Regions from separate parts of the Homo sapiens genome. Here all the other regions are linked to region 2. A link is a contact called in ENCODE Hi-C or POLR2A ChIA-PET data. All regions are on one chromosome and are shown on one strand. The core of a region is the stretch at or near the end of the contact, and the rest is flanking DNA. Distances in the headings are between cores, read along the strand shown. Region 1 holds the start of NELFA (negative elongation factor complex member A). Region 2 holds the start of RGS12 (regulator of G protein signaling 12). Region 3 holds the start of MXD4 (MAX dimerization protein 4). Region 4 holds the start of SLBP (stem-loop histone mRNA binding protein). Region 5 holds the start of LETM1 (leucine zipper and EF-hand containing transmembrane protein 1). Region 6 has its middle 100 kb from the start of FAM53A. Region 7 holds the start of POLN (DNA polymerase nu).

Region 1 (3,721 bases), core at 754-3,253, 1.3 Mb before region 2:
CAGCAGGCCGAGTGCCATGGCTCACACCTGTAATCCCAGCCCTTCAGGAGGCTGAGGCAAGCAGATTGCTTGAGGTCAGGAGTTCAAGACCAGCCTGGGCAGCATGGTGAAACCCTGTAGTCCCAGCTACTCAGGAGGCTGAGATGGGAAGATCTGAGGTGAGGAGGTCAAGGCTGCAGTGAGTCACGATGGTGCCACTGCACTCCAGCCTGGTTGACAGCGCCAGACCCTGTCTCAAACAAAACACAAACACAAAAACAAAACACTCTGAAAAATAATTTGGCATGATCCTATGATCCTCACAATTCCACTCCTAGATGTTATACCCTAGAGAAATCCAAGATTCCAAACACCTGAACATATGACCGTAATGTAGTAACGGGATGATTTACAAGAGCACAAAAGCTAAGCGTGTCACTGTGGCAGAATGGATAAAGTGCCTCGTGCTCACAGACAGGAATACCACGCAGCAGTGAAAATTAAACTGCAGTCAGCTGCAACGTGGATGAAACTGTCACGGCGTCGACCAAAAAGACACATGCACGCCACACACAAAATACACTATGATACCATCACACTAACTCCAAATCCGGCAACCAAGCTGTGCCATTTAGGGGTGCATAAATAATTGCTCACACCGGGGAGATGGCACAGAAATGATTACCTTTCCAAAATGAGGAAGGGGAAAGGAAGAAGGCCGTGATTACCAGTGGGAGGCTTCCAAGGAACAGGCATGGTTCTACTTCTCCACCTGTGTAAGGATCACAGGAGTGGCTCGCGATGCTATTATTATTCGTTAAACTGAACAAAAATGCACTTTTCCATACATGTCATATCTCAATCAAAAGCAATTACAACCTATAATAGCTAATAATACATCAGTAGCCAGGAACGTTTAAACAACCATGGGGCTTCAATAGTCTGCAAAACTACTCGGTTTATTTCGCACGGAAAGCGATACAATATAAAGTTTAGGAAAAAAGAAAACAAACCTCACACACCCACTTATTGGAATGACGCAAAACGGCGTGTAGAAAAGAGTAAAACGGACACAGAGCGCTCCGGACGGCCGGGGTCTTTGCGAGGTGAGAACAAGAAAATCCAGTCAGCGGACACTGGAGCTACCGAGCCCAGGCCGCCCCTTCCTCACGCGGGGGTTTCTCTCGGGATCCCCGCCCTCGCCCAGGTCACCAGGGCTGCGTCCCCGACGGGAAACCCCGATGGGAGACCCCGCTGGGGCCGGCGCACCCCCGCTCCAAGAGTCGGTCGCTTCGGCACGGTGGGGGATTAGGGTGGTGAGGACCGAAGGCGGGGGAGGCGGGGGCGGGTGGGGATGAGTACCCGGGGGCCCAGGGAGGGGAGTGAGGACCTGGGGGTCGTAGCGAGAACCCGGGGCCCGGCGGGGAGGAGATTGAGGATCCCAGGGGAGGTGAAAACTTGGGTAGGGGTGAGGACGAAAAGTAGGGAGGTGAGGACCCTAGTGGGGGATTCCCAGGGGGCGAGGAGGGGCGGGGGGTCCTGAAGACCCACGGTGGGGATGAGAACCGAGGTGGGAGATGAGGATCGAGGCGGGGGATGAGGACCCAGGGGGAGGTGAGGACTGGAGGGAGGTATTCGGAGGAGCGAGGAGGGGGCGTGAGGGCGGGCCGGGGGGGTTAACAGTCTGAAGGGGGATGGGAAGGTTGGGGGAGGGAGCGAGGAGGGTCCGGAGTTGGGTGTGCGGGTCGGAGGTGGGAAGGTTGGGAATCTGGGGGCCGCGGGGCGCCACGCCTGCCTTACCTCGTCCACCGTGCGGCGCGGGAGGTGCAGCGTCCCGAGTAGCAACTTGAGCTTCACTGCCGACGAGAGGCCATGGAAGCAGAGACGGATGTTGTCGATGACCGCGGCCGTGAGCAGGGACGCGATGCTGGGCGGCGCCCACAGCTCGTCCGTGGCCCCCAGCTTGTTGTGCAGCCACAGGCCCGTGTCGCTCTCCCGCATGGACGCCATCTTGGGGGAAAGCGCGCGCCGCTGCCCCGGCATCTTATGAAGACACCTACGCGTCCCTCGCTAGGACCCCAACATGGCGGCGCCCGTCGGGCTGCGGGCCGCAGAGGCGGCGCAGGTGGCGCGGTCCCACGAGCGGGGCTTCCCGGGAGAGCGCTTCTGGGTGGCGACCGCGTCTCCGGGTAGCGGCCGCGTCTTCGGGAAGCTTTGTGGCAAAGCCGAGAGCCGGAAGGACGGGGTGCCGCTGAGCAAGGACTATCGGCTTCCGTAAAACATCATGGCGGCGCCCTCTGCTGGCTCTCGGGAAGACCGCAAAAAATGACGTCACGAGCAGGCGCGCGTATTCGCGTCTTGGGAGCCCGGGCTGCGGCCTGGCATTCGCAGTGCAGGTGTCAAGCGCCGCAGACTTGCTGCTCGCGCGGTGGGGCGGAGGCTCCCTGTGGCACCTGCCCCGCTGTCCGCTCTTCGCTTTTTCCCCGCTTGGGTCTCGGCGCGGACCGTGTGGACGCCCCGCCCCCGCGGGCCCAGCACCTGCACGGAGAGGAGCCGCGGCCCTGCGGAGCGAGCCTGCGGGATCCCGGTCGCAGCGCTGAGCTTCCGTCCCCCGCTGAGCCCGCTCTGCCCGTGGCGCGCCGCCGACGGGGCTGCGCTGAGCATGCGGGTCGGAGGGCGCTCGGGAGCTGTCCAGGGGCACTCGTGACCCCACAGTGCAGGGAGGCCCCGGCCCCCAGTCGGGCTGGAGCCGCCAGGCAGGAGCCAGTAGTGAACTTTTCAGTTTTAAAAGCTTGTCATTAGATACAAACATGAGTAAAAGTTAAACTTCATTTTATTAAATTCGTTTTACCCTTTTGTCTTTTTGACGAGGCCTTCCTATGTTGGCCAGGCTGGTCTCAAACTCCTGGGCTCAAGCGATCCGCCCGCCCGCCTCTGCCTCCCAGAGTGCTGGGGTTACAGGTCGGGGCCGCCTTGCTTGGCTTCTGTATTATATCTTTTTTTTAAAAGATCTTTTCCTTATTGTTCCACTGCCATGCTCCTGCCGCCGTTCACAGCTATTGCCACTGGGCGGTGGGAACGCCGGGAGAACAGGGCTCAGCCCAGCTGCTAGCAGTGCCCTGGCCCTGGCGGCTTGAACTTGGCAGTCCTGCGGAAGTCACACGGGGGAAACCCGCAAATGCTACAAATCAGTGCTGGAGCGGTGGTTTTGTTGATTGCTTAAACTGAAGAAAGTGATAGAGAAAATGTTGATGATAAAGATTAAACTTAAAACTGTCATGTCGACAACCGTTACATTGCAAATAGCACATAAAATTTAAGAGAATATTTTTTAAATGATTCAAAAGTGTCGAATTCAGCAAAGACAAGTTATTGACTAATGGGTGAAGTTGTGACATCAGTGGGGCTAGTGCTGAAAGAAGTTTAATGATTAGGCCGGTCACGGTGGCTCACGCCTGTAATCCCAGCACTTTGGGAGGCCAAGGCGGGCGGATCACCTGAGGTCGGGAGTTCGAGACCAGCCTGGCCAGCATGGAGAAACCTCGTCTCTACTAAAAATACAAAACTAGCCGGGCTTGGTGGCGCATGGCTTGCCTGTAAGCCCAGCTACTCGGGAGGCTGAGGCAGGAGAATGGCTTGAACCCGGGAGGCGGAGTCTGCGGTGAGCCGAGATTTTGCCATTGCACTCCAGCCTGGGCCACAAGAGCAAAACTCCCTCTCAAAAAAAAAAAAAAAAGTTTAA
Region 2 (3,447 bases), core at 803-3,302:
GATGGACTAGGGTGCTTCCTCCCACAGAAACAGCTTCTTGGGCCACCCCCCTGCTGGGCATGAGTTCTCTCACAGGCTCGGTGACCCCTCGTATGAGCTGCTCGTCCTCTTCCCCTACCCCTGTCCATGAGGCACCTGGAGGCCGGGCAAGTGTAGAGGAAAAAGCCAAAGGGAAAGAAGAGACCTGCAGGTGGTGTTTCCCCATCTCTCACTCAGGGCCACTTGTCCCTGCCCTGGAGCCTCAGGAGGCTGAGCTCTGCGGCCTGCTTCCTTCTGGCTTGGCGCTGCTCTGGAAGATTCCACCATCTGCGCATAGGCAGGAGCCAAGAAGGTCCACAGTTTTGGGGGGGCCAGGGTGGGGGCAGTTTCTTTCCTGGCTCTTTTTTTTTTTTTTTTGAGATGGAGTTTCACTCTGTCACCTAGGCTGGAGTGCAGTGGCACAATCTCGGCTCACAGCAACCTCCGCCTCCGGGGCTCAAGTGATTCTCCTGACTCTGCCTCCCAACTAGCTTCGACTATAGGCGCGTGCCACCACGCTTGGCTAATTTTTTGTATTTTAGTAGAGATGGGGTTTTGCCATCTTGCCCAGGGTGGTCTCGAACTCCTGAGCTCCGGCGATCTGTCCGCCTCAGCCTCTCAAAGTGCTGGGATTACTGGCACGAGTCACCGCGCCTGGCCTCTTCCCTGGCTCTCTCTGCTGGGTCATCAAGGGCTGGCTGTGTCCCTTGGCCATAGGTCGCAGCTCCTGTTAAGTATCTCTCTCTCTTTGTCTGGCTTCCTGTAACCGCTCTGGCCGCGCTCCTTCAGCCCTGCAGGTGAAAACAGTTCCCTCCCTGCTGTTACCTGTCCCAATTCAGCACCGCCCTGTGGCTTCCCGGCTCCCGGACCGCGCCTCTGCCAGCGGGAACCCTGCTGGACTCTTAATTAATTGTCCCACTGAGAATGCCATTGGTTTCCTCCTGGGATCCAAACTAATCACACAAGACTAGATGATGGAGAGCTGCCAAGAAACCATGGGGCGGTGGCGGGGACGGAGGGGAAGCGTTTTGAGCCCATCAAGGCAGGTGACAGGAAAGAAGCAAACCCGAGAGGGGCCGAGTCCCTGGGCGGGCGGCAGGGCTGGAGCGTGAACAGCAGCGACGGATGCGTCTCGAGGGAAAAACGCGGCGGGAGAGAATGAGGGGAAGGCAGGAAGGAAGGGGCAGGGAGACCCAGCGCCGGGGAAGGAAGACACGAAGAGGGCGAGGAAGGAACTCCGGCCTAAAGGGTGAAGGCGGCGGCTGGGACAGGGCCAGAGGCGCAGGCCGGGGCCGGGCAGCTCCTCCTCTCGTGCCAGCGGTGCCTCCGGTCCCGCCCTCGCTGCTGCCCGCGCTCCGGGAGGGGCAGACCCGCTGGACGCCGCAGTCACCGCGCCGCCTTCGCGGGCGTCCCGGGGCCCGGAGGGAACGGCCTTTCCTGGCTGTCCCCGTGGCTTCGCCGCGGGAACTCACGCCGCCCCCGAAGCTGCCGCCAGCTCCGGGCATCTGCCCAGCCGAAAAGCCAGGGCGCCGGGGCCTGACTCCCCACAGCCAGGTTTCCCGGGCACAGAGACCCAACGGGAGCGGGACTTCCTCGGACACCGACGGCGAAGGACAGAGACAGCCCAGGCAGGGGCGGCTCCTCCCGGCCACACCGACCTGCCCTTCGCAGGGTGTCCCGGGCCAGCGGAGGCAGAGAAAACCAGCTTGCGGGAACGCAGTCGCTCCCAGCACCAGGGCCGGGCCAGTGCGGGTACACACCGTGCGCACCAGCGCCGCCGCGCCCCCAACGGAAGTCCCGCCCCCGGCCGTGGAGGCCCCGTCCCTCGCTTCTTCTCATCCCTGCTTCCCTGGCAGTCCCGTTACCACGCTGTCCCGACGCGAAGGCCCTCGCCCCGCCCCGTGCCCCGCCCCCGCATCGCCCCGCCCCAACCCCACCCCCTTGGCCCCGCCTCACCAGGTTCGCCCCGCCCCTCTCCGTCCCCGCCCCTCCTCCGGCCTCGGCCCCGCCCTCGCCTCGACCCCGGGGGGCGGTGGCTGCCGAGGCGACCGTTGCGCGCGCGGGCGGTGGCGCGGGCCGAAGCGCCCGGAGCGGGAGCGAGCGGCGCGGCCCGGTAGGTGTGCGGGGCCGGGGCCGGGGCGGGGGCAGGGCGCGCCGCCTCCGCTCTTTCTTTCGTCTCCGGGGCGCGCGCCCGCGCCCTCCGCCTCCCGGCCGATCCCGGCCAGCCCTGCGCGGCGCCCGTCCCCTCGGGGTCGCCGCCCGCCCGCCCTGCCTTTTGTTCGCCGGCCTGACTCAGGCTCCTGGTCCCGGGCCCGGCGCGGGGCGGGGCGGGGCGGGGGCGGGGGCGGGCGGCGCGGGGCGCGGGCCTGTGGGGCCTCCGGCCGGGCGGGTGCGCGGCCTCCTGGGGCCCCGCGCTGTGAGGCCCGCCCGGGCCCTTGGCGGGACCCGCGGGGGCGGCGCCGGGCAGGGGGTCCCGCGGGCGAGATGCGCCCGGGAGCGCTGGGAGGGTTCCCTCGTCGGACTCCACGAGCGGCCGCTTTGTTAGGGCAGAAGCTGCCTTCCGAGACCCGAACTCCAGACGCACTGCAGCGACCTGGGGTCGCCTCAGCCGCGGTGCCGCGATTGTGCAGTGTAGACAGAGGGGTCCCAGAGCCGTGCGGTGTAGACAGAGAGGGGCCCAAAGCTGTGGAATGGGGACAGAGAGGGGACCCAGAGCTGTGGAGTGTAGACAGAAAGGGCGCCCAGAGCCATGGAGTATAAACAGTGGAGTGTAGACAGAGAGGGGGCCCAGAGCTGTGGAGTGTGGACAGAGAGGGGGCCCAGAGCCGTGGAGTGTAGACCGAGAGGGGGCCCAGAGCCGTGGAGTGTAGACAGAGAGAGGGCCCAGAGCCATCTAGTGTAGACAGAGAGGGGACCCATAGCTGTGGAGTGTAGACAGAGTCTCATAGCCGTGCAGACAGAGAAGGGGCCCAGAGCCATGGAGTGTAGACAGTGGAGGGTGAACACAGAGGGGGCCCAGAGCCGTGGAGTGTGGACAGAGAGGACCACCTGGCCTCTCACCTGCTTGGTCACTTGCTGGGAATGTGTCCCTGGGCAGGTGACCACCTTCTCTGTGCCTGAGTTTCCTCATTGGACCTGTCTTTGGAGCTGCTGCAAGGGCTAAGAGTGTCTTTGTCTGAAGTCCTCAGCGTGGTCCATGCCGTCCTGTGCAGGGCCCTTCTGAGGCCACAGGGACGTGCAGGATGGCCGGCAAGGCCTGCACAGAAGGGGCGCTGGGGGGCCTTCCCAGGCAAGGCAGCAGCCCCACCATTCACAGCAAGGAGACTACCAAGGAGGGCAGAGAGGCGGCTTTGGGCAGCAAGGGCTGCTGGGGTGGAGTCCTGCTGGCCTTCCCCTAGAGAAGGCGACGTGGGGAGGGCAGAGCAATTC
Region 3 (3,255 bases), core at 160-2,659, 1.0 Mb before region 2:
GCTCAGGATGCCACAGAAATGGGTCCCTACACCAGCCTTTCGGATTCCCTAGAACAGGTGGACCACAGGAATGAGCCATGCCCTGGGGCTCTGAAGCCCCCTACAAACGCAGCTCCCAGCCTGCTCACACAAAAGGGCTGGGCCAAGGTGGGCCCAGACAGGACCAGGTGTGCTATGGTCCTCACAGCAGCCAGGAGGGTGGAAATCCCCGGGGAGCCCCGGCCCAGGGTCCCCACTCCCCACGCGGGGGACCTGTACGCACCCCAGCTTCAGGGCTTCTGCTGCCTGAACACGAGGTCAAGGTATGGAGGGCGCAGCTGGCACCCGTAGTAACGACTTCATGGGGCCCCTGCCCTGCAGCCTGCCCCCTCCTCCCGCCCCCTTAAAAGGCCTCTGTCTTAAAAAAGAGGACCCCCATACTGGTGGCTGGAGTTTCGCTGTGTCAGGAGGCTGGGCAGAAGCGGTGGGCACCCTGGGAGGAGTGAGGGCCCAGGACAGCGCCTCCACTCGCTTCTCTGTCTAGGCTCCTGGGGGCGGGGGAAGGTGGCCGAGCAGCAGAGTTCGGCTGGCAGAGCCAGTCGAAAGGAGGCCGCCCACCCACCCGCGGAGAGAAGGGGTTAGGGCCGGCAGCCCCCGCAGACCCTGGCTGAGCCTGTTTCCCCAGACCCACGGGGCACCGGCCAGCGCCCGCTGACAACTTTTCTACCGCCTGGAAAAGTCCAGAACAACTCGGGGGCGGGGAGCGGGCGCGGGAGCGGACCCCGGCGGCGGGCGCTGTACGCGTGGCACTGTTTACGCGAGCGGCCCGGGAGGCGCGGCCGCGGGAAGATGGCGACGGCGAGGGCGGGGCCGGCCGGGCGGGGCTGCGGCCGCGGCCTGCGCGCCTCCTCCTCCAGGCTGGCCGCCGGGGCGCGCGGCGGCGGCGCTGAGGGCCGCGGGCCGGGAATCGGGGCCCGGAGAGCACGCTCCGGGCGGGGGCGGGGGTTCGGACCGGGCCGGGCGGGGTCGGGAGCGGGGGGCGGTACCTGTTGTTCGGGGCCTTGCGCACCAGGCCGGCCGCCTTTGTTTTCTCCCTGGCGAAGTCGCCGTCGAAGGGCAGCACCGAGGCGTAGCCGTGCTCGGCCTCTGCGGACACACGGCGCGGTCAGCGGCCCCCGCCCGGCACGGCCCCGCCGCCCGCCCACCGCCGCGGGCGCACAATGGGGTGCGAGCGCTACCTCGATCCCTGCGCTCCAGGTACTCGGCCGCCTCCAGCAGGATCAGCAGGGAGTTCAGCTCCATCCTCCCGCCCGCGCCCGTCCGCCCCGGGACGGCGGCGGCCGCTGCCCGGCCCGCTCCGGCCGGCTCCGCTCGCCGCCCACCCCGCGCGCCCGGCCGCCGCACTTCCAGACTCCGCGGACTCCGGCGCTCGGCCGCCACCCTCCGCCTCAGGCCCTCAAATTGACACATAAGGGAGAGCGGCGGCCCGCAGAGCCAATGGGAGGCGGCGTTCGCGCCCCGGGGGCGGGCGCCGGGCCGGGCTGGGGCCAATGGGGACGGGTCGAGCGCCTCGGGCCGGGCCGAGAATGTTGACAGATGCAGAGCTGGGCTGGGATAGGCCGGCCGCGCTAGTAACAATTTAGAAGCCCGAGCTTAGCAACAGCACGTGGTGGCCCGGCCCCCGCGCTAGCTGACTGGCGGCCGCCGTGCATGTTAAGTAGGCGCCGCGCGCCGATTGGCCAGAGCGGCCTATGTAAAACAGGCACTGCGAGCCAATGGCCGGTGGCGGGGCGCGCGGCCAATGAGGGCGCCGCAGCCGGACGCGTTGCCGAGAGGAAGCGCAGCGCGCGGGGACCGCCCGCCGTCCTGGGGGCCCGTTAGGACGCAGGAGCGTCTCCGCTACGAGAGCGAAGCAGGGCGCTCCGGGGCGTGCGCCGGGCCGGGCCGGGCCGCCGGGTCTGAGCGCGACGAAAGCAGTGGCTGCGTGGGGGGACGAGGCCTCGCGCTCTGCCCGGGGGTCTTGCGTGGGGCCGTGAACGACTCCCCTCCCCGCCGGGCGCAGAGTGGCCCCGGGAAGGGCCGGGACCTCGGAGAGGGACGCAGACGCTCTGATCCTAAGAGCCAGGCGTCTCTGAGGGTGTCAGTGGGGAAACAGGCCCAGAGCGGGCGGGCTCCTCAGATCGCCCAGTGGACGCCGGAGCTGAGGGAGGGCCCAGGTCTGGGGAAGGGACACAGACGTGCGGCCAGAGTCGAGAGGCTCCCCGGAGTGGGGGGCTGCATGCTCTGTGTCTGGCCTGAGGGGCAGGGACGTTCCTAGAGGCAGGCGCTGGCCACCTCTGGCCGAGGACGCCCTAAGTGGGGACGGGAGTGAACCCTTCATCAAATCCCAGCTGGCGGGTCTCCCTAGTGACCCCTGACCCTAAGGCTGGCCCAGACTGGCCTCGGCACCCCCCACCCTCTCGCAGATTTTTTTTTTTTTTTTTTTTGAGACGGCTCTGTTGCCCAGGCTGGAATGCAGTGGCGTGATGTCAGTTCACTGCAACCTCCGCCTCCCGGGTTCAAGCGATTCCCCTGCCTCAGCCTCCCAAGTAGCTGGGACTACAGGCGCGTGCCACCACGCCCAGCTAATTTTTGTATTTTTAGTAGAGATGGGGTTTCACCATGGATGGTCTGGATCTCCTGACCTCGTGATCCGCCCGCCTCGGCCTCCCAAAGTTCTGGGATTACAGGTGTGAGCCACCTCGCCCGACCCATCTCACTGATTTGATTTTTGAGGTTGGTGGCCTGGATGTGCCAAGGGCCAGGCCCCGCAGGCTGGAGAGTGTGGAGGCATAAGGTGGCTGGACCCCTCCAGAAGTACTCAGTGGGACACAGGGGCTGCTGCTGGCAATGAAACTGAACAAAAAATGCAAAACCTCAGCACCAGGACTCCTGTGAAAGCTTCGTGTGCATCTCCCTGTGTTTTGCATGCCCGGCTTGCAGATCAGGACATGGGACTAGACGCTCAGGGATTTGCTGGGGTCTCCCAGAAATCTCAGCAGAATGGAGATTAGTGCTGCCACACACGGCTCAGGGCTATAGGAATGCAGAGGCCAGAGCCTCCTGGCCTGGCTGGTCCTGCTGGGTGTAAGCCTGTGGTGTGGGCTTCAGAATAATGTGTGTTCCCACAGAGCCCTGCAGGACCCAGTGGGGAACTCGGACACTGCTATGAGACAGCCCTGCATGGACATTGAGACAACCCCCTTGATGTTAGCAGGGGCCCTTCCTGTTCCCGCC
Region 4 (3,750 bases), core at 1,150-3,649, 1.6 Mb before region 2:
TGATTGTACTCAATAAATAGTGTGGAGACCGCAACTCCGGGCCTTTTGCAGCCTCCATTTTCCAACTGGTCCCCTGGCTCCCACCTTTATGAGCTCTTAACCTGTCTCTTCTCATTCCGGGTAAGTGTCGAGGCTGGTCCCCAACAATGGGGTTTCTCCATGTTAGTCAGGCTGGTGTCGAACTCCTGACCTCAGGTGATGGGCCCGCCTTGGCCTCCCAAAGTGCTGGGATTACAGGCAGGAGCCACTGCGCCCAGCCCCCTAGACCCAAGTCTCTAAATATCATCTCTATGTCCTGGTAACTCACTGTGCCTGAAGATGCCTCCCATGTAGACTCCTACACTCCGTTACCTTTCTTGACATCTCCTTTGCTTCTCTAAGCAGCTTCTCAAGCCTCACAACTTCCCATGCCTAGCTGCTCCAGCCCATCTTCTCTATCTTAGCAAATGGCCCCAATCAACAGCGTTCAGACCTAAAGGCTTGAGTCATTCTTGATGCCTCTTTCCTGTGTAAACCAAAAAGTGTCTGAGACAGGTCTCAATTGCTTTAGGAATTTAGCTAATGTTAAGGACATACCTAGAAGAACACGAAATTACAGAAAGAGTCTGTGGTCTGTGCCTTTCTCCAGAGATGACTGTCAGGGCTTCAATATTTAAAAGAGAAAAGTAGGTTGAAGGAGAAAGATCTACATGTTCCAAGAGAAAAGGAGCAGGTAGGGGAATAGTCAATTATGTATTCCTAGTGTGCTCAGTAAGTCGCCACTTAAAGTGAACAGAGTTCACCCGTGGAGATATTTAATCTTGTATCTGTAGGTATCTGCTTAGAAAAAAAAAAAGAAACACAAAGGTGGCCGGGCGCGGTGGCTCACACCTGTAATCCCAGCACTTTGGGTGGCCAAGGTGGGTGGATCACTTGAGGTCAGGAGTTCGACACCAGTCTGGTCAACATGGTGAAACCCTGTCTCTACTACAAATACAAAAAGTTAGCCGGGCGCGGTGGCATGCGCCTGTAATCCTAGCTGCTGGGGAGGCTGAGGCAGGAGAATCACTTGAACCCGGGAGGGGGAGGCTGCAGTGAGCCAAGATCGCGTCACCGCACTCCAGCCTGTGAGACAGAGTGAGACCCTGTCTTTAAAAAAAAAAAAAAAAAAAAAAAAGTAACGCAAAGGTAGTTTCTTGCATGATTCCGCGCTCAGCATAATTTTTTCCTTTTGGCACAGTGAAGTTGGGTCCGATTTTTTTTTTTCCTTTCACGCCTCCCATCCCCAACCCATCAGCAAGTCTCACAGGTCCTGCCTTCAGAAGCCTATCCCGAACCACGCATTTCCCTCCACCTTCACTGCTCCATCTCGGCCAAGTCACCACGCCTTTCAGGGAACTCAGGAGCAACAAGCCCCCAGTGCGGGACGAGCCACCCCAAAGCCCCTCGAGAAGTTTTCTCTAACCACAGCCCCGAAAAGCCCCGCCACTACGACCACTGGCACCCCTGCTTATTTCCTCCAGACCCTCCTCGGCCGTCCCACCCCATCAAGCCCTCCTTTCGCTCGCATCTCCACCCTCCCTGCACACTGCCTAACCCAGAAAATGGCCAAGCAGGTAAGCCCTGTCAACTCACTTCTCCTCGGGACTCGGGTGTCCCTGACTTCCACGTGTTCACGAGAAGCTCGTCAGAGACCCTGACCTCTCCCGGGAGCACAACACAGACTCGAACTGGCTAACTCGGGCTGACGCCGGTTCAGCTGACTCCCATCCTGGCAAGAGGCTTCCGGAGTGTTCCAGCGCCTCCCAGGCCTGCTGCGGCCGCCCCAGTCCACGGGCCGCGCGGAGACCAAGATAAAAGGACGCAGGGTGCCGACCTGACCGATCCCGGCACCGCGAGAGCGCGACGAGGTCCCTGGAGCCCGCGGCCTCGTCAAGGGCCCCACCGCGCCCCGACCCCCGGGTCCCGCGCCCACCTCTCGGGTCTGCGCTCGGCGCCGCGGTGCTCTGCCTCCTCGGCGTCTTCGGGCCTCCAGCGCCTGCCGTCGGCTCTGCGCTTCCGTCCCAGGCTCCATCGCGCGGGGGACGGCGGGCTGCGGGGAGGGACGCGGTCGGCTGGGCACGGGAGGTTCGGGACCGCCTTACAACCTCCGCCCTCCCACACCCCGGCCCCGCACAACCCCCGCCCCACGGGGCACGCGCTCCCTCGCCCGCCGCGCAGCCCGGCCTCACCTGGCGTCACCGTCGCAGCGGCTCTGATGCCTCGGCGGGCTTCGCGGGCGGCAGGCCATGGCAGCACGGGCCGGGCGCGCAGCGCAGGGCCGAGGCTGAGGCGGCGGCGGCGCGGGCAGAGAGCGCAGAGTAGAGCAGGGCAGGGCCTGAGGCAGAAACCCGCGTCCCCGCGCCGGCGCTCACGAGCTCTGCGCGCCCCGCCCCCAACCGCCTTTATGTGGGCGCCGGGCCCCGCCCCTCGGCCTCCCGCGCGCGCCGGGTCGGGCGAGACCATCGGGCCACGCCGCAGGGGTCCACTCAGCTGTGCGCGCCTCGCGAGCCGACTGGGGCTAGGGCGAGGCCTCGGGACCGCGGGCAGCCGCGAAGCCCGACTGCCCGGCCCTCGGCTCGGGAGCCAGATGGACGCCGTGGGCTGAGGAGAGGCCTGAGGAAAAGGTTGCCCCCACCCGCGGGATTGAGGCGGCCGGGCCGCCGCGGGCCTCTGCGACGCTGATAGGTCGCGCCTTGGCGGGCGGGGGCAGCTTTGGCGGGAGATTCGGCCGCGCGCGACGCGGCGCAGGTCGTGGGGGAAGGGTAAGCGGCACGTTTCTCGGCCTGGGTCGTGGCGCATCTCCCATTGGTTCCGGCCTGGGTGGAGCGCGGCTCTGCTTGGTTCCTGCCCAGGTGGGGGCGTGTCTCCTCCCTGGCGGGAACCCGGAACCCGGAACCCGGAAGGCGCGGCCTGTGGCGGGTACTGACTGCTTCCCACGGTCCCGTGGCCGCTGCAGGCCCCGTACGCGCCGTCTATTGTTTTGAGCCGCTTAAAGTTTTGGAGTAACCTTTTAGGTCGCAACAGTTGACAACTACACTGAGTCTTTCCGGTCCCACTGCCCTGGCCGTTGACCGCACACCGGCCACCGACTGAGCCGCTAGTTTCGGTTGCCGCTGCCTCCCTGCCCGTCCATGACGTCCTCCACTGTGTCGCCGGTGCATGACGCTCCCACCCTCTGCCTGGAGTTGACTGGGTTTGTATCCTGAAGAATCCCTGGCTCAGCAGGTAGGTTCCACCTGGAGGCGAGGTCCTGTAGATCCGCACCATCCCGTCCCGCTTCCCCGCCGTCACAGTTGCAGCTGACGGCCCCGCGGATCCAGCCAACTAGAACCCCAACGGGTGCACTACACCTGAGAACAGGTTCCCACAGCTTCCTGTTGGGGACAACGTGAGGGATGCAGGGGAGAGTGGAACCAGCCAAAAGAGTGGGCAGTGGGGTCAGGTCCAGGAGGCTGAGCCCCAGGGATGCTTGGGATCCCTCTAAGGCCTTACACCTCTGGGAGGGCCGGACTTTTGCACCTGCTGCCCTCAGGACTGTGCCTTGGTGCGTCCACCGCCCCCTTTTGAACTCAAAAAAGTCATCCTCAGACTAGGACGGACACATCCTGTCCCCTTCCTCCCCAGGCCCTGGGCATCCCATAACCCTCAACACTGTAAACTAAAAATAAAATCCTGGCAGGGCGCGGTGGCTCATGCCTGTAATTCCAACACTTTGGGAGGCCGAGGCGG
Region 5 (3,525 bases), core at 66-2,565, 1.4 Mb before region 2:
ACATTCAGGGCAACTTCAATCTATCTCTTTGGGGGTGGGGAACAGAGACAAGAATATTGAAGCTGGGTGCCTGGGCATGGTGGCTCCTGTAATCCCAGCACTTTGGGAGGCCAAAGCAGGAGGATCAGTTGAGCCTTGGAGTTCAAGACCAGGCTGGGCAACATACCAAGACCCTGTCTCTACAAAAAAACTACAAAAAAAAAAATTAGCTGGGTGTTGTGTGGCACAACTAACAACTTGGGAGGCTGAGGCAGAAGGATAGCTTGAGCCCAGGAGTTTGAGGTGCAGTGAGTATGATCGCACCACTGCACTAATTATTTTACTTGAGTCCCTCTTAGCAAGTTTTATGTTTATTCCAATTTTACAAATAAGGACATAGACTCAAATAAGTTGGTTAATTAGAGAGAGAGAGGAGGTGGGCACACCCTGGGACAGCATTCACTCCAGACAGCACCTGAGGCTAGGGGGGCTAAAGCCACGCACCCTGAGGACCCTCAGCGGCTCCGGAGTCCCCGTGTTCCCCGGGTGCCGGTCGCGGCCTAATCACACCACAGGGGTTTGTAGGTGCTGGCATCACCTCATCAGTGACGGACCAGGAAGGCTCCTGCAGCCCAGCAGGTCCTGCTCGCCGGTGTCTGCCCTGCCCACCCAGTCTCGTCTCCGGGACCCCAAACGTGACCAAAGGGCACGGCCGTCCTCGTGCGTGGACACGTTCCACCAAGCTTACTCGCGCAGGGCGCGCCAGGGCTGCCCAGCCCTTCAGAATTTTCCCACTGTCTCTGAGGCAGTGACCCGGGGGACCCGGCCGCCTAAGGTCACAACACACGGCAGAGGCCCAGCGGCTCCGCCCGGCGCTGGCGGCCCAGCCCGCGACGAGACCCGGGGCCCCACGGTCCCGCAGGGGCTCCGGAGGCCGGGACCACCGGGCTCCCCGCATCGCCGTGACAACCAGCCCGAACCCGCGGGTCGTCCGCGCTCCCGACCCACCAGCCGGGAGCCGGCCCCGCCCTGGGGTGCCCGCCGCTTACCCCGCGGGACGGTGTACCGAGGCGGCGGCGGGAGGCGGGCGGGCGCCCGGCCGCGGCAGCTCCTCAGTAAGATGGACGCCATGTGCTCGGGCGCGGCGGCCGCTCCGGCCTCCTGCGCTGCCTCCTTCTCCGCGGCGGCCGCGGCTCTTCGCCGTCCCGGCGGCGCTTCAGACCCGGCCCGCGCGGACGGCTGACAGAGGCGGCTGGCCTCGGACGGGAGGCGCTCTCCTCAAGGACCCGGCACCAGCGGCGGCCTTGTCCCGGCACAGACGTCCGGAGGCGCGGGGCGGGGCGGCCAGGCCGCGGCTCCCATTGGGCCCCTCAGCGCCCGCCGCTGGCCAGGTGAGGGGCGGACCGCGCCACCGCGGACTACCGGTTCCGGCGTGCACCGGGACGGCCTGCACGCTGGGGTGCGGACTACCGATCCCGGCGTGCACCGGAGCGGCGGACTACCCTGAGGCGCGGACTACCGGTCCCGGCGTGCACCGGGGCGGCTGGCTCCTGGGGCTCGCTGCATCCTGGTTCCCGTCGTACCGTGGACGCCGGGGCTCGCAGCGTGGCGGCCGCAGGAGCTGAGGGAGTCGGCCGCGCTTGCGCGGGGAGTGTCTTTTCGTCTCCGGGCGGCGGCAGCAGCGCGTGTGTCCGGAACTTTTCTGGGACTAAGTCCTGCACCCACGAGTAGAAAACGGCTCCTGGGAGCTTGGGGCTCCAAGGGCAAGTCAGGGGACGCTGGGGATGGAGGGGCGCCCTCGACGCCCTCGGCCGCGGTCCCTCGCCGGCCCCCCTGCTCTGTGGCTCTGCCCTCGGCGGTCTGCACTCTGGCGCGCGCAGCTCTGAGTGCCTCTTCCCTGCGTACCGGGCGGCGCTCCCCAGATACGGCGCTGCTCGGCGTCGGGAGTCCCCGTCACCACTGGGGGGACGGGAGCGCAGGGTCCCGCCCCGAAGGACAGGGCCATGCCGGCCCCTGGAGGCGAGGGCACTAGGCCGGGTGGCGGCGCAGCCAGCATAGCGGCCCCCCATCCCGGCACACCGCGTCCTCCCGTCTGAGCGGGAGGGGTAGATATGGGTCCTGCGTTGGCGCGGGGGGACCCCTCGTTTCGCTCTGGCCTAAGCAGCCCCTGGGGTCCCGCGCGCCGCAAGAGCGCCAGACTTCCTAACCTGGGCCATACCCTGTCCGCTCCACTTCCCAGTCCAAGAAGGAACAGCCGAAGCCCAGGACGCCAAGGACCTGGCTCGAAGTCTCCAGAATTCCCGCCAGAGCTGGGCTGGGCTCGCGGACCGCTCATGCGCCGTCTCCCAGGAGCCTCCCCCCAGCCCAGTTTAATAGCCGGCCCTGACCAGTCCAGGGGAGAGAGACCGTGCAGCCTCCCAGCAGACCGTGACCTCTGAGCTCCACCTTCCCCTTCCTTCCCTAAGATGAGGATCCCTGAGTTGGGGCAGAGAAAGCAGGCAGGGAGAAAAATGGGGACCTGCGGCGCTGGGGGCCCAGCTGGTGGAGATCTCCAGCTAGGAGATCCCCAGCACAGCACTTGCCCTGCCCTCTGTCTTGTTCAGGGATGTAACCTGCCTCCTCCTGCTTCTCCGCGGCACCTCAGGGCACCGCCTGGGGAGGGTCTTGTAGTGCACACTCAGCATCTCTGTTCCCTGGAGCGCATGGGGTGTGAAACGCCTGATGCCAGCCAGCTCCCCAGTCTTGAGAGGCTGGTTGAATGGCACATCTCCCTAGGAGGCTCCCTCCCCAGGGTCCCCTCTGCCCCTGCTGTCCATGCAGTCGGTCCTCACCCGTCAGGAAAACGTAGCCTGCTTGCCTGGGTGGTTTTCCCCATCAGGAACTGCCAGGTACTGGGCCTGGATGGGCTTGAATTCCCCATCTCAGTGGGAGAAGGGGGCATTGTTTAGTGCAGGGCACTTTGAAGCCGTCTGTAAGTCCCTGTGTCCACACCGGTCAGTGGGCACTGCAGACATCAAATGCAGACAGAGTTTAAGCACAACTAGGCCTGAACCTAGGCCTGTGCTGCCAACAGACATGAAGGGGCCCCTTTTCCACCCATCCCCCAGGAGGCAAGAGGGGGATACAGAAGGATAGTCCTTGCCTCCCCACCCAGGGTTGGACCTGAGCTGGAGTGGACAGTTGGTCAGGGTCAGAAAGAACTGGACTTTTTATGGCCCAGCTGTAGGACTTTTTATGGCTCAGCTGTAGGACTTTTTATGGCCCAGCTGTAGGACTGTATGTCCTAGTCCTGGTCTGGACATTGGTTCTGAGCACCAGATGACCCTGCCCGATGCTGGCTAGGGAGGGTGACCCCGGAGAGGGTGCAAGAAACAGTGCTCCTCTCGTTAATGCTGTGGGGTCCCAGGTGTCCCGGCAAGGCCAGGCAGGAGGTGGTGACTGCCCCATCTGTGCTAGTGCCTGTTTACAGGACTTTGAATGACACTGAAAGAGGAGGGAAGCCCTCCCCGCAGTCTCCACCCTGCCCAAAGTGCTGGGTGTGAGGAA
Region 6 (3,428 bases), core at 125-2,624, 1.7 Mb before region 2:
TTCTCCCCATGCCCTTGACCTGGCTGCCCTTGCAGGCCGGGGTGAGCAGCCACAGCACGATTCCTGCCTGCGATTCCTGCCTGCCCTGAGCGCCTTCCCCTGCCACGACCTTCAGGCGCCTGGGAAGGTCTGCAGTCCTGGCTGTCAACACCCCCAGGCCCCCCCCAAGCCTGGACACGGCCCCCAGACCGGCACGATGTCCAGGCTAGGTTTTGTTTTGTGCCAGTCTATTGAAATCGCTATTCCCTGCCTATTAATTCTCCTAATTAGAATTAAATGAAGCATGCTAAATTGCTAGATTAACCAATAATTAAGCAGCCACTGCACTAAAACTGAACACCCCGGGTGGCCTGCACCCCGTCTGCGTGCAAGTGCCAGGGGCGGGCGTGCCAGGCAGGAGGGGCCGACCAGCCTTGGGGACAGCGGTGCGTGCGCTAGTGCCCGCACCCGGTGTGTAGAAGGGCGCGAGCGTTGGCGTGAGAGCCGGTGTGGCCTGGAAGCTCTGCAGGAACGTGTGGGGGTAGGAGGTGAGGGGACCCTCAGTTACGGGGAGAGGGCATCACACGGGCCTTGCTGGGGGCAGAAGATTTGTCGTGAGCGCGACAGACCCACTAGACTCTGCAGGTCCCCATGGGAAGCGCCCTGCCCTCCACGCCCACCTACGAGGTCGCGACCCCCCTACCCCGAACCGCCCTCTGCAGACAACGAGGCTCGGAGGAGGCAAGCAGCGAACCAAAGCTCCCACCGTCACCAGGGAAGGGAGGGGAGGGCAGGGCAGGGAAGGGGCGGAGGAGGGGAGAGAAGAGGGGGAGAGGAGAGAAGAGGGGGAGGGGAGAGAAGAGGGGGAGGGGAGAGAAGAGGGGGAGGGGAGAGAAGAGGGGGAGGGGAGAGAAGAGGGGGAGGGGAGAGAAGAGGGGGAGGGGAGAGAAGAGGGGGAGGGGAGAGAAGAGGGGGAGGAGAGGGGTCGCCTCTCGAGGCAGAGCAGGCGGGAAAGGGCGCGGCCCGGCTGCGACACCCCTAGGCCCCCCACCCCCGCAGGCGCAGAGCCGGGGCGCTCCCCCCATTGCACCGCCCGCCCTCCAGGCCGGAATCGAGGTCCCCTTCCCAGCGCTGCTGGACGCCCCTCCCGAGCGCTCCCGAATCCGACCAGCCCGGAGGCGGCTGCGCCTCCAGGGGCTCCCGTCAGGCCCCTGCCCCCCCTGCCCTCCCTGCCCTGGCGCGCCCCCGCCCCTAGCCGCCATCCCCGCCCGAGGGTCCCAGCCAGAGCCCCGGCCCCCGGCCCCGCCCGCGCCTGCTGGGCGCCCCCTGGTGGCCTCGGCTGGGCCCTGCCGCTGCGCCCACGGCCCTCGTGGGAGGCCCCTCCCTACCCCGGCCGCCCTCGGGCCCCCACGGTCTACTACCCCATGGGGACCGGCATGTCAAGCCCCTGCGTGGGCGCCTGCGCCACCCCCCCGCCCTCCGCACTCGCCCCCTTGTCCCAGCCCCGCGTCCTGGGGAGGAGGCTTGGGCCGCAGCCCAGCACCCAGAAGTGCAACGCGCACGGGTGGGGCCAGGCTCGAGTCAGCCGGTGACGCAGCCTCTGTGTGACCAGGGCGGATGGCCCGACCTCTCTGAGCCCCCGTTTCCCCGCCTGTAAAAGGGGGTGGGGCTGCCTCCCAGCGCCGCTGCGAGGCGTGAGTGAGTTACGACTCAGAACGCCCAGGTCCGAGGTGAGCACACGCGACACCCGCGAGCCACGGCCACGCGTGTCCCCAGGGCGCCTCCCGCCACGGGCTGGCCAGGAGTGTCCGCGCTGTGGGGATACGAAGGGGCGCGGCCCCAGCGCTGCGGGGCCCGCAGGGAGGGCGCAGGGGCCGAGCATCCGCCCCGGGGCATCCACCCATCAGGCCTCGCCGTAAACTTCCTCCTAACAGCCGCTCCTGCAGCCGGAAGATATTGACTCGAAGGAGAAACAATGGCAGGAATAAAATAAAAATAAAAAAGTTAATTATCCTTTGTGTTTGTAATTTAATTAAAGATGCAGTAAAGTTTTACTGTTTTTCCAGGTGATGATGTTTAGAGCCCCGAGAAGCTATTTGTGCTGGTGAGATTAAAGTGCATTTTAAAATGTTCCTCCAGTACTTTCACATTTGTTGATAGATTTTTAAATTAAACTTTAAATTGTAATCTAAATTACCTCCAACAATTCATGGTCCCTGTAATGAACTCCCACCGTTCCCGCTGTCATCCGTCGATGATGGAGTGCGAGCCGGGAGCTGCAGCCCCGCGGCCGCCGAACCAACCGCGGAGGCCAGGCAGCCTCGCCCCAGGGACCCCGCCCACGGCGCCCTACACCGGCGGCCAGTCAGGGAGGCCAACGCCGCGAGACGGAAGCAGCCATACCCCGCGGGCCACCAGTGTGGCCAGAAAAGATCTGCAGGGATGTGAGGGCAGCTCAGAGCTGAGATCTAAGGCTGGGGCAGAACCGGACGGCGCAACAAGCTAGGGAGAAAGCATCCCCGGCGCGGGGTGCACGGAGCCCCAGACCCCACCCGCCTCCCGCCCGGACCCCGCCTCCACTCAGGGAGCCGGGCCCCACCTCCCGCCCTAGGCCCCGCCTCCTACCTCGGGCCCCACCTCCCGCCTAGGCCCTGCCTCCTGCCCAGGCCCTGCCCCCAACTCAGGGCCCCGCCTCCCGCCCAGGCCACGCCTCCCACTGAGGACCCTGCCTCCCGCTCAGGGACCCGCCTCCTGCCCGAGCCCTCCCTCCCTCCCAGGTCCTGCCTCCCGTCCAGGTCCCCGCCTCCCACTCAAGGCCCCGCCTCCCACCCAGGCCCCGCCTCCCACTCAAGGCCCCGCCTCCCACCCAGGTCCCCCCCTCTAACCTGGGCCACGGCTCCCACTCAGGGCCCCGCCTCCCACCCAGGCACCGCCTCTCACCCAGGCCCCGCCTCCACTCAGGGCCCCGCCTCCCACCCAGGCCCCCCCTCTAACCTGGGCCACGGCTCCCACTCAGGGCCCCGCCTCCCACCCAGGCACCGCCTCTCACCCAGGCCCCGCCTCCACTCAGGGCCCCGCCTCCCACCCAGGCCCCCCCTCTAACCTGGGCCACGGCTCCCACTCAGGGCCCCGCCTCCCACCCAGGCACCGCCTCTCACCCAGGCCCCGCCTCCACTCAGGGCCCCGCCTCCCACCCAGGCCCCCCCTCTAACCTGGGCCACGGCTCCCACTCAGGGCCCCGCCTCCCACCCAGGCACCGCCTCTCACCCAGGTCCCGCCTCCACTCAGGGCCCCGCTTCCCACTCAGAGCCCCACCTCTGCTCAGGGCCCCGCCTGCGGCCCAGGCCCCGCCCCTCACCCTGGCCTCGCCTCCTGTGGTCTTGCATGCCACAGTTGCTCAGACCAGACTTTCATCATAATGTCCCCTCCCTTACAGAAGTAGAAGTTAA
Region 7 (3,478 bases), core at 705-3,204, 1.1 Mb before region 2:
TAGTCGTCTCTCCTCAAGGATTTCTTGATTATCACAAATAGATGGTGTCTGTATATCTAAAAGTTGAAAATTGTCTTCATTTGAACTTTCAACTACTTCATGTATACCCTGAAAGAACTGTTTTTTGGTATACAAAGTTAATGCTGCTGTGCTTTGCTCTTCCTGACTTAGGTATTTTTCCAAGGAAAATTGCGATAAAAATACCAGTGGATTTGTCCCTTGACCTAAATTAGAATGTCTGAAGAACATCATCAATTGTGTAACTTCATCAGTAAGAGCCTGAAGTTCATTACTGATCTTAGTGATCATTGCATTTAGAATTCCTTGACTCTGCTTCAGCTTTTTAGTGGCTTCTTCTTCTTTAGCATTTAACCTCAGAGATTTGTGGCTAGTTACTGAAGCCATCAATTGACATTTATTACGTCGCTGAATTTTTAGGTTCTTTAATTTCAGTAGAGTTTGAACCTCATCCTCTAATTTCTCCAGCTCTTTATCATCCAGTCTAGGTGTCTTCAAATCAGAAGTTTTACACGTTTTAAGAGCTTCATCCAATGCCGCCCCTTCTAGAATAGGCTTGCCTGATTTCTGAAGAATGCTAAAAGCTTCCAATTCTCTTTCAGACAACACGTTCTGTTCATTCACATTCCCACAAAACCACTTCAGAAACGATTCATCTTCAACGCCCTCAAACAACCAGTCAAAGTCTTCTCCATTAAGATTATCAGCTTTGGGATAACCAATTTTTTTTAATGTTTCCACAAACTCATTTCCACAACTCATGGTTTTAACTACCCCAATTTTGTTGTATCTGATATGGGTTTACGGTGTTGATTTTTAGAAAATAAATCCAAGCAGAAAAAAAGCTACGTTTTATACCAAGTCCACAGAGAAGGGAAAATATATTTTTAGAATCTATAATGATTCCTCCTAGGGGGGAAGAAAACAAGTATTAGACCACAAATATGACGACAGTGTTTTTAAAAAGAAGACACAGACAAATATCACATGATATCCGAGAGCGGGATAAATGACAGGTAGTCGTAGCTGCAATGTTTGATGATGATAAAGAGAAACAGAAACAATTAGGCTAGTTCTCAGAAAACCGCAACAGTAACGAAAAGTAATTAACAAGAAAGTGGATCTATTTGGATCCATTTTATCTTTTTTTCCAAAGATAAAATGGTTTAAAATGCATTACACTTTATAGAGCAGCATTTGTTTTTAATTCAAAATAAATGGATCCAAACAAACCCAAGCCACCAGGAGGCTAGGCAGCCTCTCTTCCCTGCCCTCCGTACGTAAGAAGACGCAAATAAGCATGGCACATCTTCTGAAGATCAACTAAATATTTACCTCAACGTCTCGCCGGGCAAGGCTCCACCTCCAGAGTCCACCACCGCGACGCGGAGAACAGCAGGAGCAGCAGGGAAGCGCGCGGCCACAATTAAGGGTGCTTCGGGCCGGCCTTCAGCCAGCGCTGAGGCAGCCCCGACGCCAGGGCCGCGCGAACCCCAGAGGCAGCGGCAAGCCCCAGGGATCCGCGGCCCCAAGGCCGCGATACACCAGACGCGCCAGCGGCAAAACCTTCCTTCGGAGGGTCACCCAGCTGTGACACCTAAGCACGCTGACAAAACAAACGCACAAGCCCACCGAATCGCCGTCGACACCGAGCTGCAGAAGACGGGGGTGACAGGCCCCGCACAGCCCCCGCCCCAGCTCCTCGCCCAGCGGACCGGGCCCTGATCCCCGGGCAGCTGCTGGAGCACCTGGAAGGAGCCCCCAGGAGCGCAGGAAAAAAAAGAGGCACCTGGGTGCAGACGGGGATCGCGGCCACTCCTCCAGCCCCACACCCCTGCGCCCAGAACCGAGGCCCGCGTCAGTCACCTCAGGAAGTTCCGCTTGCTTCTCGCAGGAGCCCGCCGCCACCGCCCTCCGTGCCCCGCGCGCCTCGCACTGCCTCACGGGAGCGCCTGGACGCGCGCAAGCGCACAAGGCGACGGCGTGGTCGTGGGGGATGACTGTTTGCGCAGGCGTAGTGTCAAAAGAGGCGGAGTCGGCGAGGCTGGACTATGGGGTGGAGCTGAGCAGGCGGCGCTCGGCCCCCGGCCGCTGCGGGCATCCTGCCTCCTGGGCGGGGCGCAGGGCAGAGAGAGGCGGGGTCTGGGCCGGGAAGGGCGGGGACAGGGCCTGGACAGGGGCGGGGCCTGGGCAGGGGGCGGAGCCTGGGCAATGAATGGGGTGCAGAGGGGTGCAGAGGGGTGCGGTGGGGCGCCCTCTGGGGAGCTGAAGCTGCGGGCCTGCTCTCAACGGAGCCGTCAGTTGTGCTTCAGGCCTGCCCTGCCCCGTACTTCAATCTAGACCCTCTGAAGGCACTTTTGAATGGTACAAAGAGCAGCGCAGGTTGGTGGTTGGGAGACAGGCTGGAGCCCGGCGGTGATAGCGCTCGCCCCCGAGAGAGACGAGTTCCCGGAACATTCACAGCAGCCCGACCAATGCCTGGTACATTTTAAGGGTTAGGGATTGTTCGCTTAGAGTCTTTTACAATGAACTTTATTTTGCAAAAACACTTAATTTCTAATCCCTCACCAGAACACTATGTAAAAGCTGACTTCTGGCCGGGCGCGGTGGCTCATGCCTGTAATCCCAGCACTTTGGGAGGCCGGGGGGGGGGGGGGGGGGGATCATGAGGTCAGGAGTTCGAGACCAGCCTGGCCAAGATGGTGAAACCCCATCTCTACTAAAAAATACAAAAATTAGCCGGGCGCGGTGGTGGGCGCCTGTAATCCCAGCGACTCGGGAGGCTGAGGCAGGAGAATCGTTTGAACCCAGGAGGTGGAGGTTGCAGTGAGCCGAGATCACGCCACTGCACTCTAGCCTGGGCGACAGAGCAAGACTCCGTCTCAAAAAAAAAAAAAAAAAAAAAGCTGACTTCCTCCACAATTCCCTTTTCAAAATGTTAGAAATAAACGGAATGGCCTGAGTTAAATACATCGATATATTTAACTCAAGGAGGATGGTACACCATTTCCAAAGAGGATGGCAGTCAGTGAAAGATGACTGAAACGGGATTGCTAAATTTCATGTGAATCTGGCTGATGCCCTACAGCCCAGTGAAACCAGACCTCTCTATTGGACAGAATTCGTTTGCATCTCTACCAAACAAAAATCCTTTGCCACTCCTCAGTCTTCCACAGGTTAGCAGGGGCTTTGGTCATGGGTAAATATAATAGTACTCCCTCCCTTCAGCGTCAAATGACCCTAAAGGTGGCTTGTTAGACAATGTCCTAGTCCAGGGTGACTAGGTAGAAGTCGTTTGGATAGTTTTTCTTAATATTTTTAAGGAGAGAAATAAGAATGTTCTAAGGCAAATATTGTAATCTGATCGAGTCAAAGATATTTCCTATTCATTCTTCACTTGTTTCACGTTTTTTTCCTCCTCTTTTAAAAGTCAATAAGGCCTAAAATGATCTGAAAAACA

The links. A loop is a pair of places that touch in the nucleus more often than their neighbours do. ChIA-PET counts read pairs that join two places held with the same protein, here RNA polymerase II (POLR2A). Pooled maps may share reads with other maps.
Region 1: a loop to region 2 is called in a map of ascending aorta, with 8 times the contacts of the local background. The contact joins the promoter of NELFA here to the promoter of RGS12 in region 2. A Hi-C loop is called at or near these places in 2 of 168 maps with a recorded cell type or tissue (CD4-positive, alpha-beta memory T cell and ascending aorta) and 8 of 50 pooled maps.
Region 3: a map of chondrocyte shows a loop between it and region 2 (9-fold over the local background). The contact joins the promoter of MXD4 here to the promoter of RGS12 in region 2. A Hi-C loop is called at or near these places in 2 of 168 maps with a recorded cell type or tissue (ascending aorta and chondrocyte) and 18 of 50 pooled maps.
Region 4: a loop to region 2 is called in a map of ascending aorta, with 7 times the contacts of the local background. The contact joins the promoter of SLBP here to the promoter of RGS12 in region 2. A Hi-C loop is called at or near these places in 1 of 168 maps with a recorded cell type or tissue (ascending aorta) and 12 of 50 pooled maps.
Region 5: a map of gastrocnemius medialis shows a loop between it and region 2 (4-fold over the local background). The contact joins the promoter of LETM1 here to the promoter of RGS12 in region 2. A Hi-C loop is called at or near these places in 1 of 168 maps with a recorded cell type or tissue (gastrocnemius medialis) and 8 of 50 pooled maps. POLR2A ChIA-PET finds 5 or more read pairs at or near these places in 1 of 52 experiments (T-cell).
Region 6: a loop to region 2 is called in a map of B cell, with 20 times the contacts of the local background. The contact joins the enhancer-like site here to the promoter of RGS12 in region 2. A Hi-C loop is called at or near these places in 1 of 168 maps with a recorded cell type or tissue (B cell), 2 of 37 single-sample maps with no recorded cell type and 8 of 50 pooled maps.
Region 7: a map of CD8-positive, alpha-beta T cell shows a loop between it and region 2 (18-fold over the local background). The contact joins the promoter of POLN here to the promoter of RGS12 in region 2. A Hi-C loop is called at or near these places in 2 of 168 maps with a recorded cell type or tissue (CD8-positive, alpha-beta T cell and ascending aorta), 1 of 37 single-sample maps with no recorded cell type and 14 of 50 pooled maps. POLR2A ChIA-PET finds 5 or more read pairs at or near these places in 1 of 52 experiments (activated T-cell).

What each region holds. Positions count from the first base shown.
Region 1 is chr4:2,006,971-2,010,691 of GRCh38, forward strand. NELFA (negative elongation factor complex member A) reads right to left here and starts at 2,004. Exons shown (of 11, transcript NM_005663.5): 1 at 1,780-2,004. The coding sequence starts at 1,989. It overlaps LOC124900839, which reads right to left. Exons shown (of 4, transcript XM_047416543.1): 4 at 2,036-3,203. The coding sequence starts at 2,791. The coding sequence ends at 2,036. RefSeq lists enhancers at 1,687-2,187, 1,795-2,314 and a silencer at 2,375-2,754.
Region 2 is chr4:3,290,969-3,294,415 of GRCh38, forward strand. RGS12 (regulator of G protein signaling 12) reads left to right here and starts at 2,053. Exons shown (of 18, transcript NM_001394154.1): 1 at 2,053-2,131. RefSeq lists silencers at 1,359-1,468, 1,649-2,128, 2,139-2,188 and an enhancer at 2,842-3,427.
Region 3 is chr4:2,260,700-2,263,954 of GRCh38, forward strand. MXD4 (MAX dimerization protein 4) reads right to left here and starts at 1,410. Exons shown (of 6, transcript NM_006454.3): 1 at 1,218-1,410; 2 at 1,026-1,125. The coding sequence starts at 1,281. RefSeq lists enhancers at 1-529, 1,761-2,422, 2,423-3,082 and silencers at 630-689, 700-1,089, 1,180-1,239, 1,290-2,129.
Region 4 is chr4:1,709,920-1,713,669 of GRCh38, forward strand. It overlaps SLBP (stem-loop histone mRNA binding protein), which reads right to left and starts at 2,400. Exons shown (of 8, transcript NM_006527.4): 1 at 2,211-2,400; 2 at 1,955-2,071. The coding sequence starts at 2,269. RefSeq lists silencers at 1,777-1,896, 1,907-2,816 and an enhancer at 2,947-3,236.
Region 5 is chr4:1,854,841-1,858,365 of GRCh38, forward strand. It overlaps LETM1 (leucine zipper and EF-hand containing transmembrane protein 1), which reads right to left and starts at 1,316. Exons shown (of 14, transcript NM_012318.3): 1 at 1,029-1,316. The coding sequence starts at 1,110. RefSeq lists enhancers at 524-1,025, 1,663-1,732, 2,402-3,197 and silencers at 753-942, 953-1,512, 1,913-2,132.
Region 6 is chr4:1,577,982-1,581,409 of GRCh38, forward strand. It overlaps a transcript of FAM53A not described here. Among named protein-coding and RNA genes, the nearest start is that of FAM53A, 100 kb to the right of the region's middle. RefSeq lists enhancers at 1-26, 27-899 and silencers at 1,281-1,560, 2,358-2,417, 2,598-2,807, 3,181-3,407, 3,224-3,383. Within about 2 kb of position 1,375, at least 31 of the 41 ENCODE cell types and tissues checked have a DNase peak (open chromatin) inside an H3K27ac peak, as active enhancers do; they include B cell, where a contact is called at or near this core.
Region 7 is chr4:2,240,167-2,243,644 of GRCh38, forward strand. POLN (DNA polymerase nu) reads right to left here and starts at 1,955. Exons shown (of 26, transcript NM_181808.4): 1 at 1,885-1,955; 2 at 1,354-1,624. It overlaps HAUS3 (HAUS augmin like complex subunit 3), which reads right to left and starts at 1,955. Exons shown (of 6, transcript NM_001303143.2): 1 at 1,885-1,955; 2 at 1,354-1,624; 3 at 1-927. The coding sequence starts at 780. It also overlaps the pseudogene COX6B1P5. RefSeq lists enhancers at 1,138-1,639, 1,246-1,345 and a silencer at 2,026-2,385.